Regions from separate parts of the Homo sapiens genome. Here region 2 is linked to region 1. A link is a loop called in an ENCODE intact Hi-C map of the cell type or tissue named here. Cell type or tissue: PC-9. All regions are shown on one strand. Links, peaks and the distances in the headings refer to the core of each region. The heading gives the core; the rest is flanking DNA.

Region 1 (5,381 bases), core at 214-5,213:
AATTAGAGGGAGAGAAAGAGAGAGAGAGAGAGAGAGAGAGAGAGACACCATGACACCACAGATTCTTCCAGGGGCCCTCTCACCCTGGCTGGAAGCTTATTTGTAAAGCAGTTTTGGGTCACCCATGCTCTGAGGCAATTAATTATTTTTAGAAATTTCTAAATTCCAACTAAAGAAAAAAATATGAACCACCATTATGGTTCCCAGGTAGAGTTAAATCCAACTGGTGTGTTAATATGTCTTTCCTACAAAAAGTCGTGGTGCCAGATCTTTGGATCAAGCTGCTGCATATTCTCTTCACTCTCCACCTTTATCTTACCCTATCTCCTTCCTGAGGCTCAGGTTTCCAGTTTTTCTGATACGTCAAACTTATTCTTCACATGTGGGTCATGCCTATCTGATTTTGGAAATCCTAATGAAGCAGAATCCCTTGTTCATAGTAGGTGCTCAGTGAAATTAGGTTAAATAGTTTAGCTTGTTTTCAAGGCAGCCTATGAGTTTTGTTAGCAAGCTTCTTTCTTCATGACAGGAAGGATGTGCTCATGACTATCTGTAAAGTTAGTGCGTGATTGCCCAGGTGGGGTGGTTTAGAGGTGCAAGTAAAGGCCCCCCACTTATATATAGAGCCCACCTTCACCTGCCAGCTAGAATAGATGGTGTATGAGCTTTAGAGTCCACATCCTGGCTTCCAAAACCAGCTCCACTGTGCACTGTGTGGCCTTGGGCAGGCTCATACCCTGAGAACCTTGGTTACCCCATCTATAAAATAAAGATAGTAATATATATCTCAAGGGTGCTGATAAAGCTTAAATGGAACAAAGTAATGTATATGCCTGAACATAAGTGAGAATTTATCCAAACGATTCCGAGGAAGAAACCTTATATTTGAGACTGCACAAAGGCTGGAATATAATGGGGAACACTCTCAATTAGGTTATTTTGAACAATAAGGTAGTGTTTGGGTAAGGCCCAGCCTGAAACAATCTCAATGCCCATTTGAGGGGCTTTAGAGATTTTTAGATAGAATCTATGGGATAAAAAAAGGACAGTAATTATTACTGGAAATGAGGCTTCTCACTTGCAAGTGATGGATGTAATGGTAAATAAGCCCTTTGAAGATCATTCTTAGATCATAAATACCTACCTATGAGAAAACAAGGCCAGGTATGGTAGCTCATGCCTGTAATCCCAGAATTTTGGAAGGATTGTTTGAGGCTAGGAGTTAAAGACCAGTTACGGACCCTGCCTTTAAAAAAAAATTAGCTGAGCATGGTGGGGCATGCCTGTAGTCCCAGCTACTCAGGCAGGGGGATCACTTGCACTCAGGGGTTCAAGGCTGCAGTGAGCTATGATCGCTCAACTGCACTCCAGCCTGGGTGACAGAGTGAGACCCTGTCTCTAAGAAAGCAAACAAACAAAAAAAGGAAAAAAGTATGTATATAACAGTTCTGATGTTATAAATTGTGAATTGCTTTTCTCCTTCCTTCCTTCCTTCCTTCCTTTTCTCCTTCTGTGGCTTGGGATAAAATTTCCAGTGACAGGCTTATGTATGATCTTGAAAAACATACATGGAAGAAGTTGAAATGCTCTAGAAAACAAAGTCTGATAACTCAGAAGGTGGCTTCAGGGAGGTCAGGACACTGGTATTGGAAATGAATATGAGAAGTTTGAATACAACTGTTTCATGAACTGTGGGTGTGGAAAATAACATTTTAAAATATATCATTTTATATACTGTGTGATTTCAAATATTTTTCTAATTAAATGTTCTATTGTAAGTGGACATTTACCTATCTCATCTACTGCCCTATATGTCTATATATTAAAATTGGGGAAAGTTCTTTTGGGGTAGCACAGGTCCCTGGGGACTGTAAGGGACTGGGGGATATTTTTTCTTCCGTATCCACTTCACTGCACATGTCAGCTTCTTTCCTCCCTCACTGTGATTTGCCTTCTGAGCTTTCCTGGTCATGTCAAGGGAAAAATGGCTCCCACAACTCCACAGTTTTTATGTCTTACTTGTTGAAGGCTTTGGTCCACACCGAGACTGGAATTGCTGAGCCTCTATTCAGTGTTTTCCCAGGTGAGATTCAGGCTGTCCTGGGTCAGGTCAGGGGTTCAGCCCTGGACCACTGAGCTGTGGCCAGGGCCACTTTGTACAGACATGGCTTCCGGAAGCTTGTCCCTCCCACCCTACGTTCAGCTGGCAACAAAGTGTCCAGTGTCAGGGACAAGACATTTCTAGGGGTCCTGAAGACATTTACAGGGACTGAATTCAGTATGAGATGGGGGTTTTTGAGCAGTGAGCTACGTCTGAGGAAAGTTGATCTGGTAATAATGTAAGGAACAATTTCAGAGGTGAATAACAATTTACTAGGAATTATTTTATGGGATTGGGGGAGGAGAATTGGGAAGGCTTTGGGGCCTTCAAGAGTTTTCTAATAATAAATTGCAAAAGGTAGGGAGGGAACTGCCTTTTTTGCAGTTATCCCCTGTGAGTTGACAAAAACATGGTGGCAGTGAGGGGAAAAGAAGCCAGAGGAGAGAGGCTTCATGAGGAAGACCTGTGGTAGGGCTTGGGGTGGGGCGCACTGCTCAGCCTTGGTCCTGAGCCCCATCTCACCTGGGTGCTCCTGGTGAGGTGGAAGTGCGGTTGCTGATAGCTGACAGGCCTGGCTAGGAAGCAGAGCTCTTGGCCTGACACACCAGGGGCAGGCTGGGCTTCACCTCTGTGGGCAAGGCAGCAAGCAGTGAGCCAGGGCAGCGTGACAGGACAGTGTGGTGACAGACCATAGTGAAACGTGAGGGGAGCCCTGAGTCACTGCATTTGGTGGAGTCCACTGAGTGTGCGGTGTAGATAAAGACACCCACGAGCGCACTCCACAGCCCTCACCCAGGAGAGCAGGCCCACTGGGGCCAGGCGGTGACTCAGAATGCAGCCACGTAGATAACCGCTGACTCAGTTATAAATTCCTTAGCTCCCTCCGCAGGCCTGGGTTTGAGGGACAGGTGACTCACAGACTGACCCTCTCTTTGGTCTGGTTTTTCAGAGGGTTATCTTTAGATCTCCAGGTCATCCCAACCTCTAGGACACCCCTGGTCTGAAGGCCGAGCCAGCCATATTAATGTTCTCAGCACACACTTGGCTTACTCACTGGGATTTCTGTTCCAGCAGCCTCTCCGTTCTAGTTGTGTATCCACTACACACATTTTTGGTTGGTGTCTACAATGCCTCGGCTCCATGCTGGGCACTGAGGACACTGCAATGCACCAGAAATGATCCCTGCCCTGCAGGAGCTGCAATTGCCTCTTGGTGACTGTTTCTGACACACTTTATGTGGAAGTTGGTTCAATCAGGAAAGAGACACCTCTTTGGACCCCCATCTCTCACCCAGTCCACACTTCCTGGTGGTGACTGGTCGGCTCCCTAGTTTCCTGGTCTGGCCTGAGCAGCCGGATCTTCTCCTACGTACCTGCTTCATTTTTCCTGCTGCCTGAAGAGAGTAAGTCTGCTTCCTTCCACTACGTGGGTAGTAATGTGGGAGTGTTTTGATAGCTAAAGGGCCGCTTGCGTGTTTGTACTGAGTTTCACACACATGCAGAGGCACCCAGCCCTGCACCAAGACTCCTGGAGATTGTCCATGGACTCACCCTGGGACAACAGTCACCCCATTTAGTGAGCCTGTGTTTTATGTGCAATTTGATGATCATAGTAGCTCTGTGAGATAGAGTTTCATCAGATATTTAATATCAGATTGTATTAACATCATTATTACTTTACAGGTCAGGAAACTTAGGCTCAGAAAAGTTGCCTAAGATCCCACAGCTTTTAAGCTTTTAAGAGGCAGTTCTGTTTCACCCTAAAACCTGCTGCTCTTAATGACTTGTACATATTGTTCCAACCCTAGGGTGAGTTCTCTGCCCTCTTGGGAGCATCCTCATTTTGAGATCAGGGGTTCTTCATCTTTTGACTTTCCAAGACCCCAAACCTCATCGGAGCACAGCAGGTACAGGCTGGCAGCAGAAGGAAGGGACAAGATCTAGATAACAGTGTGTGGGTGCAGATTCAATAAAAGTAGAGAACTCAGTATTGTGGGGGCCGAGTGACCAGGGCTTGTGATGGACTGAAGGATGGATTGCGGCAAGGCTGTGATATAGATATGATTTCTCATCAGGCTCCAAGCCCTTTAATAATATCTCCTCATGGTCCTGGTTTAGTGGGCTACTCTTTTAGATGAGCCCCACCTCTGCTGCCTATTCCAAGAATGTGATGAGAGAAGGGTGCTAGAATTATGATCACATGCTTTTGAGCTGGAGGGGTCTCAGAGCTCATTTAATCCAATTTCCTCAGGTAATAGGCAAAGAAAATGAGAGATAGAGGAGCTTCTGTGACTTTCCTGAAATGGTGGCAAGACCGAGACTGGAACACAGGTCCCTGTTCTACCCAGTGCTCTTTCTCTGACATCACCTCTCAGTACTCTGAACAGGATTACAGGCAGCTTGAGAGTCTATAAATTTGGGATAAAATACAACAAAGCTTTCATCTTACAAGTCCACACAGATGGGCTACTCCTTCCCCATCCTCTGGCCCTCCTCTCCAAGTAACCTATCTCATTATTCCATTCTAGGCCCTTGGGACCCATCCTCCCCCGTCCTTTATTTGTGTAGTCTTATGAAGAATCCGCAGCGTAAGAATTACTTTCTAACAATGGCATCTAAGAGTGGAAAGTTTAACTGTAAGTTTGGCGGGCAGAGCAAGCATTGTATTCATCTGCAGATGGCCTTTCTCTCTCTTTTGGCATTGATAACTGTCAGTTAGTTCCCCTCCACCCCACAAGAACCTGTATTTGGCAGAATAGATATGTCAGCATTCTTGTAAAGTACATTTTTTCTTTGTGAGAGGCCTTGCAAAATGAGTCCTTAGCTTTCTTCCACTGGCTTCAAAGTGTCTCCTCCTGTGAACATGCTTGATTCCCTTTGGACTATGCTGTGATGAGGTGTGATGTTATGGAAAGATTTAGTTCCTAAAGTCAGATAGCTCCTAGGTTGAGTCCTGGCTCCACCGCTTTAATAGTAGTGAGACCTTGGAAAAGATACTTAGCTCCAAATCTTGACTTCCCTACCTGTAATATGGGAACATTGGGGATCACTCAAGAAAAGGTATATGAAGGGGCCTCCCACGTAAGATGGTCTGGATGCCTCCTGGAAAAGATAGCTTTATCTTTAGGAAGCTGAGGAGATTTGGCTGCCAGTTGTTGCCCGAGAAGGGTAAAGACTTTAACTTCAGGTAAACCTCACAGTCATCGCTTTGGTACACACGTATTTGTGTACCATAAATAATAAATAACAAAAAATAATTGTTTTAAATAAAAATTTTTTAA
Region 2 (5,381 bases), core at 273-5,272, 120 kb after region 1:
CTTGAGAATCAAAGGGCACTTGCTATGAATGAGAGTGGCCTTCTATTGTGTGTGGCGAAACACAATCTGCATGTTCACCTGACTGGAGGAATTCATGAGCTGTATGACGGCCCACACCCCAGGGAGGTTTTCAAAGTGTGGGTAATTACAACAACATTAATGTGGTGGAAGATAAGACATCTAAACACACAGCAGCCTTCTGTTACAGAGTTGAGGGCAGAATATTTTTGCAAGAATGTAGGGCTAAATAATAGTCCTTGTAGTATAGCCCCTCAGCTTAGTAATACTAGTAATACATCTATAATCTACATTTGAGTGCCAAAAACAATCCAATAATTTTTCAAACTTTTCTGAGACCCTAAGAAAACATCTCCTTGGTTCCAACTGGCTAATCCTTAAACCACACACACAAAAATCTATTTCAGTGATGCTTTTGGCCTTTCGCTGATCCGTTGTTCCCATACTTAGGACTAATAGCAGACAGCGGTACTGGGAACAATGACTCTCAGGTTCTCATATAATCATAACAGCACCTATGGAGTCAAGGTTCGCATGTAATCATAACAGCACCTATGGAGTCTCCAGGCTACTGCAGACCTTGAATGACCACCTAGGATTGAACACGTGAAAGAAAACAAAACGGTGCCAGTGAATGTTAACACTCAGATCCAAGCCCTTTATTCTATTTGCTTTATAGGATTGAATGTCCTCGGCTCTTCTTGAGCTAGCCTTTTCCTCTCAGTGTGTGGTATGTTTTCTAAGCAATAGGTCAAGAAATGTTACAACACATAAGACTATAATGCGATTCAGATGTAACTTCAGAAATTAAGACAAGGTAAGGATTCATAGCCCTGAAAAAGACCAGGAAATATACTGGCTTAACTGACACAGGGGATTCTAGTGCTTTAAAAAAGGCAGGCAGTCCATCCTTCAATTAAGGAGGGATAAGGGATGAGTCATGGGACTTGAATGTAAGGATTCGAGTAAAATGCCACCCTTACTCATTAAAGTGTCCATTAGATGAGGCCATTTCTGTTTGAGCAGCTGGACTTCAGTTTCACTGCAAAAATTGCTGCACCTCTACCAACCTGCATCCAAGAAAACATGGATCACAAGCAGTCAGCACCAAACACATCCCAAGGGAAACCGAATCTGAGGACACATCAGATACCGTCCCACTCCACACCACTCTGGAGTGACAGCTGCCATCGCGTCTTGAGCTCCCTTGCTCTTCTGCAGTGACATTTCCTGGCTTGTCTGCTGACTTCACACCCAGAAAATCTGACTCAAGGCATGAAAGAGATAACTCAGCCCAGCTTTGCCCAGGCATGCAGCACATGCAAATCCTAGGTAACCTGAGGCGAAGAGCTGGAAATGAAGAATTTACTTCCATGAGTGTGTTTGTCAGGGGGCTTTGTGCTGTTTTAGCTACTTCCTGTGCATGGCTTTAACTATCTTAGTCCCACATGGGCTCCTATTATGCAGTAACACATATGACTTATGGGGAATGCTGGAATGCCATCAGGGTGGTTAACTCTAATGAAGGGCTATTTGACAGGGATTTTCGAGCTTATGTTAAGGAGTTTCATCTAGCTCTTTCATTATCTCAGGAGGAAAGGTCAGGAGAGATGAAAACCTGCTGTCCTTTCTAAAGTCACTTGGTTCTCATATAATTATATTTCAGAATATTCCCAGTCTTTTAGTGTTTCTTCTTTTAAGGTTGATTTGATAATGACAACATGAACAAAATAAAAAGTCTGCATTGGGGAAATTTACTCTGGAGCTAACGAGAGACCCACAGAGAGCATCTGTCTCTAGAGACCCAGAACATTGTGAGTAATTAGAAATTCCAGAGATGAGGGCAGACATTTTTCCTTCTCAATCACCACACAATCACCGCACTTCTCAATCTTTAGCAAGAGACTTAACCTCTCTGCCCCTCAACATCTTCTTTCAAAAATCAAAACGTTATACCCTCCATATTGGATTATTGAGAGGGTTAAATTGAATGAGCATTTAGCACAGTGCCTGGCATCTAGTTGGTGCTACATAAATATCAGCTATTCTTATTAATATCATTAAAGACATTTGGCCAGAATCAGGCAGCTAGTTACTGGCAGATCTGGGTGCAGAAGAGAAAGTGATGCCTCCTGTTCATCCCATGCCCCCATCTGGCCCTCTCTGGCAGGAAGAAATCGCCGCTTTGTGTCCCAGTCGTGATTGGAATGGCTGGCCATGCACATGCTCAGTGGAACTGAGCAATTGTAGAACGCTCAGCCTGCAGCTGTGGGGCGATTATCTGCAATCATTTGCCAACAAAGATGCTGAGTAACAAACTGAAACGTTTGTTTTTGAAATATCCATTTTCTTCAGCCATGTCGCAGTCAGAGGGAGGAAGCTGCTCCAGCTATGGCTGTGTTCATCAGGGTGCTGCAATGTTTAGCTATCACGAAAACTTGCCAGGCACTGTAAAGTTAATAGCATCTTTGCTTAAGTAATTGCTGCCTTGCAGAAAAAGTGAATCACAAGGAGAATACAACATGGATGGTATCCTCATGATCAAATTTATACTTGGTTATCCAGGGATTTGGGACAAGTTTAGGCATCTGCTGGATTAACTTCTTGAGGTCTTAGGAGTATTTCTATCCGTGGGGCTGTCCCAGTGTAGGCACTTAATGAATGTTTATTGAAAGGAATTGAAGACTCTTCCCACAGCTGCGCCAGTTTATTCAACCCAAGTAAATCATTATTTCATGTTATACTGGGAAATAACAAGTGGTCCCAATTCACCTTCTTGGATAACTGGGTGAGCCTCCCTTTCACTTTGGCTATGTAGTGTTTTATTTAAGAAGGAGAGTGCCACACTGGTGGGCTGACAGGTGCGCCACAGAGGAACTAAGAATCTAAGACCCTCGTTCCACCTTCTTTATGAGCACTAAAAGTGTACATAGGTGTTGTGCAAAACAGACATCCTCCTTACTTCCAGCTTGTTCATTTTTCTTGTCCAGAATTTCCTTGGAGAAGGCTATGCTCCAGCCCAGCCGCTGGTTATGTTGTGCAATCCACTGGGATGGCAATCACCTCATTGTTTAGTTACAACCCATGAAAAGATGAAAAAAAGAAAGAAAAAAACACAGCACACATACAGAATGAGGGTGGAGACTGCACGGTGATAATGGAAACCATTTGTTAGCATTTCACTTCTTTCTTTGTGAATCAGCCGAGTTTCTGGCAGCAGGCCTCTGTCTGTAAAGGAAGCTGCACCTCAAAGGCCCTCCAGGGACTCTTTCTGCCTTGTCTGGTCTAGAGAGTGTCGCCTTTTGTCCCCGGGAAGGTGGGCGCTAGACTGACTGCCACAGCTCCCTCTGTGCCGCAGCCACCAGGCCTGGCTCCAGCTCTCACCTTTTGTCCCAGGGCCACGTACCTATCCTGTGTGGTTGTGCATTGGCAGTTACTTTTAAGCTCTGCCTAAACCACAGTTTGGTCTCGTGTGTGTGAGGATGCTTTTCCCCTTTGTCATCTCCCTGTATTGTGTCCCCTCATCTGTGTCCACCACTTTCAGCCCTGCTTTCTTTTTAGCTATTTCAACTTTTCCTTCTTTCCACAGACCTGATTCCTGTATTCTCAAAATAAGGCTTCAAACTTTGGAGGAATAAAAAACAAAAATAAATTAAAATTTAAGAAATAAAAAACCCCAACAAACAAACACCAAAAATTTCACAACCAGTAGAACACTGTGTATCTGCCTGAGCATGTATGTTTTGCCTGCACTGTCCCAAACAGAAGAATCACTTCAAAAGGCACATGTGATGTTTATGGGCAGAGACCAGTACCAATGCTCTCTGTGCACCTGTGTTCATTAAGTCCCAGGACCTAAGTGCTCTCCCTCTCTGCTCACTTCTGAAATCTATCACAGCGTTTAGATAGGTCAAGTATAGAATTTAGATCCATAGAGCATGGCAGCATTATCTTCAACAACCACCACCACCCCTACCGCCACCACTGCCTCCACTTCTTCCATTACCATCACTACCATCACCTCCTCCAACACCATCATCACCACTACTTTCTCCATCACCATCATCACCACTACTTTCTCCATCACCATCACCACTACTTTCTCCATCACCATCACCACTACCACCTCCTCCGTCATCATCATCATCACCATCCTCCCCAACACTTCCTCACCACCAACATCCTACCACCACCACCAGCATTACCACTTCCAACATATTGCCATGATTACCATCCCCACCATCAACACTGCCATTACTATTACTAACATCATCATCATGATCACCACCATCATCACCATCATCATCATCCCCATCACTTCCAAAGGGTTAAAGAACTTTGGAGTCATGGAAGTTTGACCAATGTTCTCCAAGACCTCCTCATAGGCCATCAGTAGAATCACCAGAGGCAGAAGATAGCTGAGCCTTGAGGTCATTTAGTCTCTTATGGAGTAGTTAAATGAATTGTGTAGGTCCATATAACCTCCAACTGAGTGGTGAATAGAGTGGGGTCTAGAAATCAATATTCCTGATTCCCCATATATTTCATTATACTATTTTCTAGCACTCATTCTGGGGCTGTTTTTTTCCTTTCTTTCTCCTGAGATTTTTCTTTTCTTTTGTCAGCTTTGTGTTTCCAATAATGTTGGTTATAAAATTTTTCAGTTTAGACCTTGATAAATCTTAGAATTATCTCAAAAGAGCAATACCTGTAATGGTCACAAGAACATTTATATATAGATAGGTGCACATACACACACAAGTATTTTTTTTTCGAGATGTAGTTTTTGCCCAGGCTGTAGTGCAGTGGCATGATCTCAGTTCACTGCAACCTCCACCTCCTGGGTTCAAGCAATTCTCCTGCCTCAGCCTCCTGAGTAGCTGGGATTACAGGAGCGCACCACCATGCTTGGCTAATTTTTTTTTTTTTTTTGTATTTTTAGTAGAGATGAGGTTTCACCATGTTGGCCAGGCTGGTCTCGAACTGCTGACCTCAGGTGATCCGCCCACCTCGGCCTCCCAAATTGATGGGATTACAGGTGTGAGCCACTGCGCCTGGCCATATTTTTAAAACCAGGTAAGGAATTATGTACCTTCGTCCTCCAAAATGAGGCAGGCTCTTCCATTTGCCTGATGCAATCTATTAAAGGTAGGTGCACAATTTTTGCAGACCATGTTGAGTTTTTCAATTTCTTCACATCTGAAGACAAGTGGACTTTGTGCTTAGGCCTCCAAAAGAAGGGAACACCCTTTCTGACCTCTCCTCTCAGCCTCCAGAAGGAGGCACCCCTCTGGCTAGTCCAATTCCATGGCAGCAACGACTCCCACTTGTAAGAGAGGAGTTCTGGGAGTTAAAGGCCAGGC

The links. Peaks named below come from ENCODE experiments on the same cell type or tissue, not always from the same donor. Only the 100,000 strongest peaks of a DNase experiment are listed, where the experiment ranks them.
Region 2: a loop joins it to region 1, with 11 times the contacts of the local background. A loop is called at or near these places in 1 of 110 quality-filtered maps.

What each region holds. Positions count from the first base shown.
Region 1 is chr1:115,176,724-115,182,104 of GRCh38, forward strand. No RefSeq gene overlaps it. Among named protein-coding and RNA genes, the nearest start is that of LINC01765, 80 kb to the left of the region's middle. RefSeq lists enhancers at 2,259-2,760, 2,537-3,736. In PC-9, for the core only: no CTCF peak of the experiment used is centred there; DNase peaks (open chromatin) are centred at 2,938 and 3,428; H3K4me3 peaks cover 1,321 bases; H3K27ac peaks cover 3,649 bases.
Region 2 is chr1:115,299,396-115,304,776 of GRCh38, forward strand. All of the region lies in intron 1 of NGF (nerve growth factor), which reads right to left. All of the region lies in intron 1 of NGF-AS1 (NGF antisense RNA 1), which reads left to right. Among named protein-coding and RNA genes, the nearest start is that of NGF-AS1, 19 kb to the left of the region's middle. RefSeq lists an enhancer at 574-1,773. In PC-9, for the core only: no CTCF peak of the experiment used is centred there; a DNase peak (open chromatin) is centred at 966.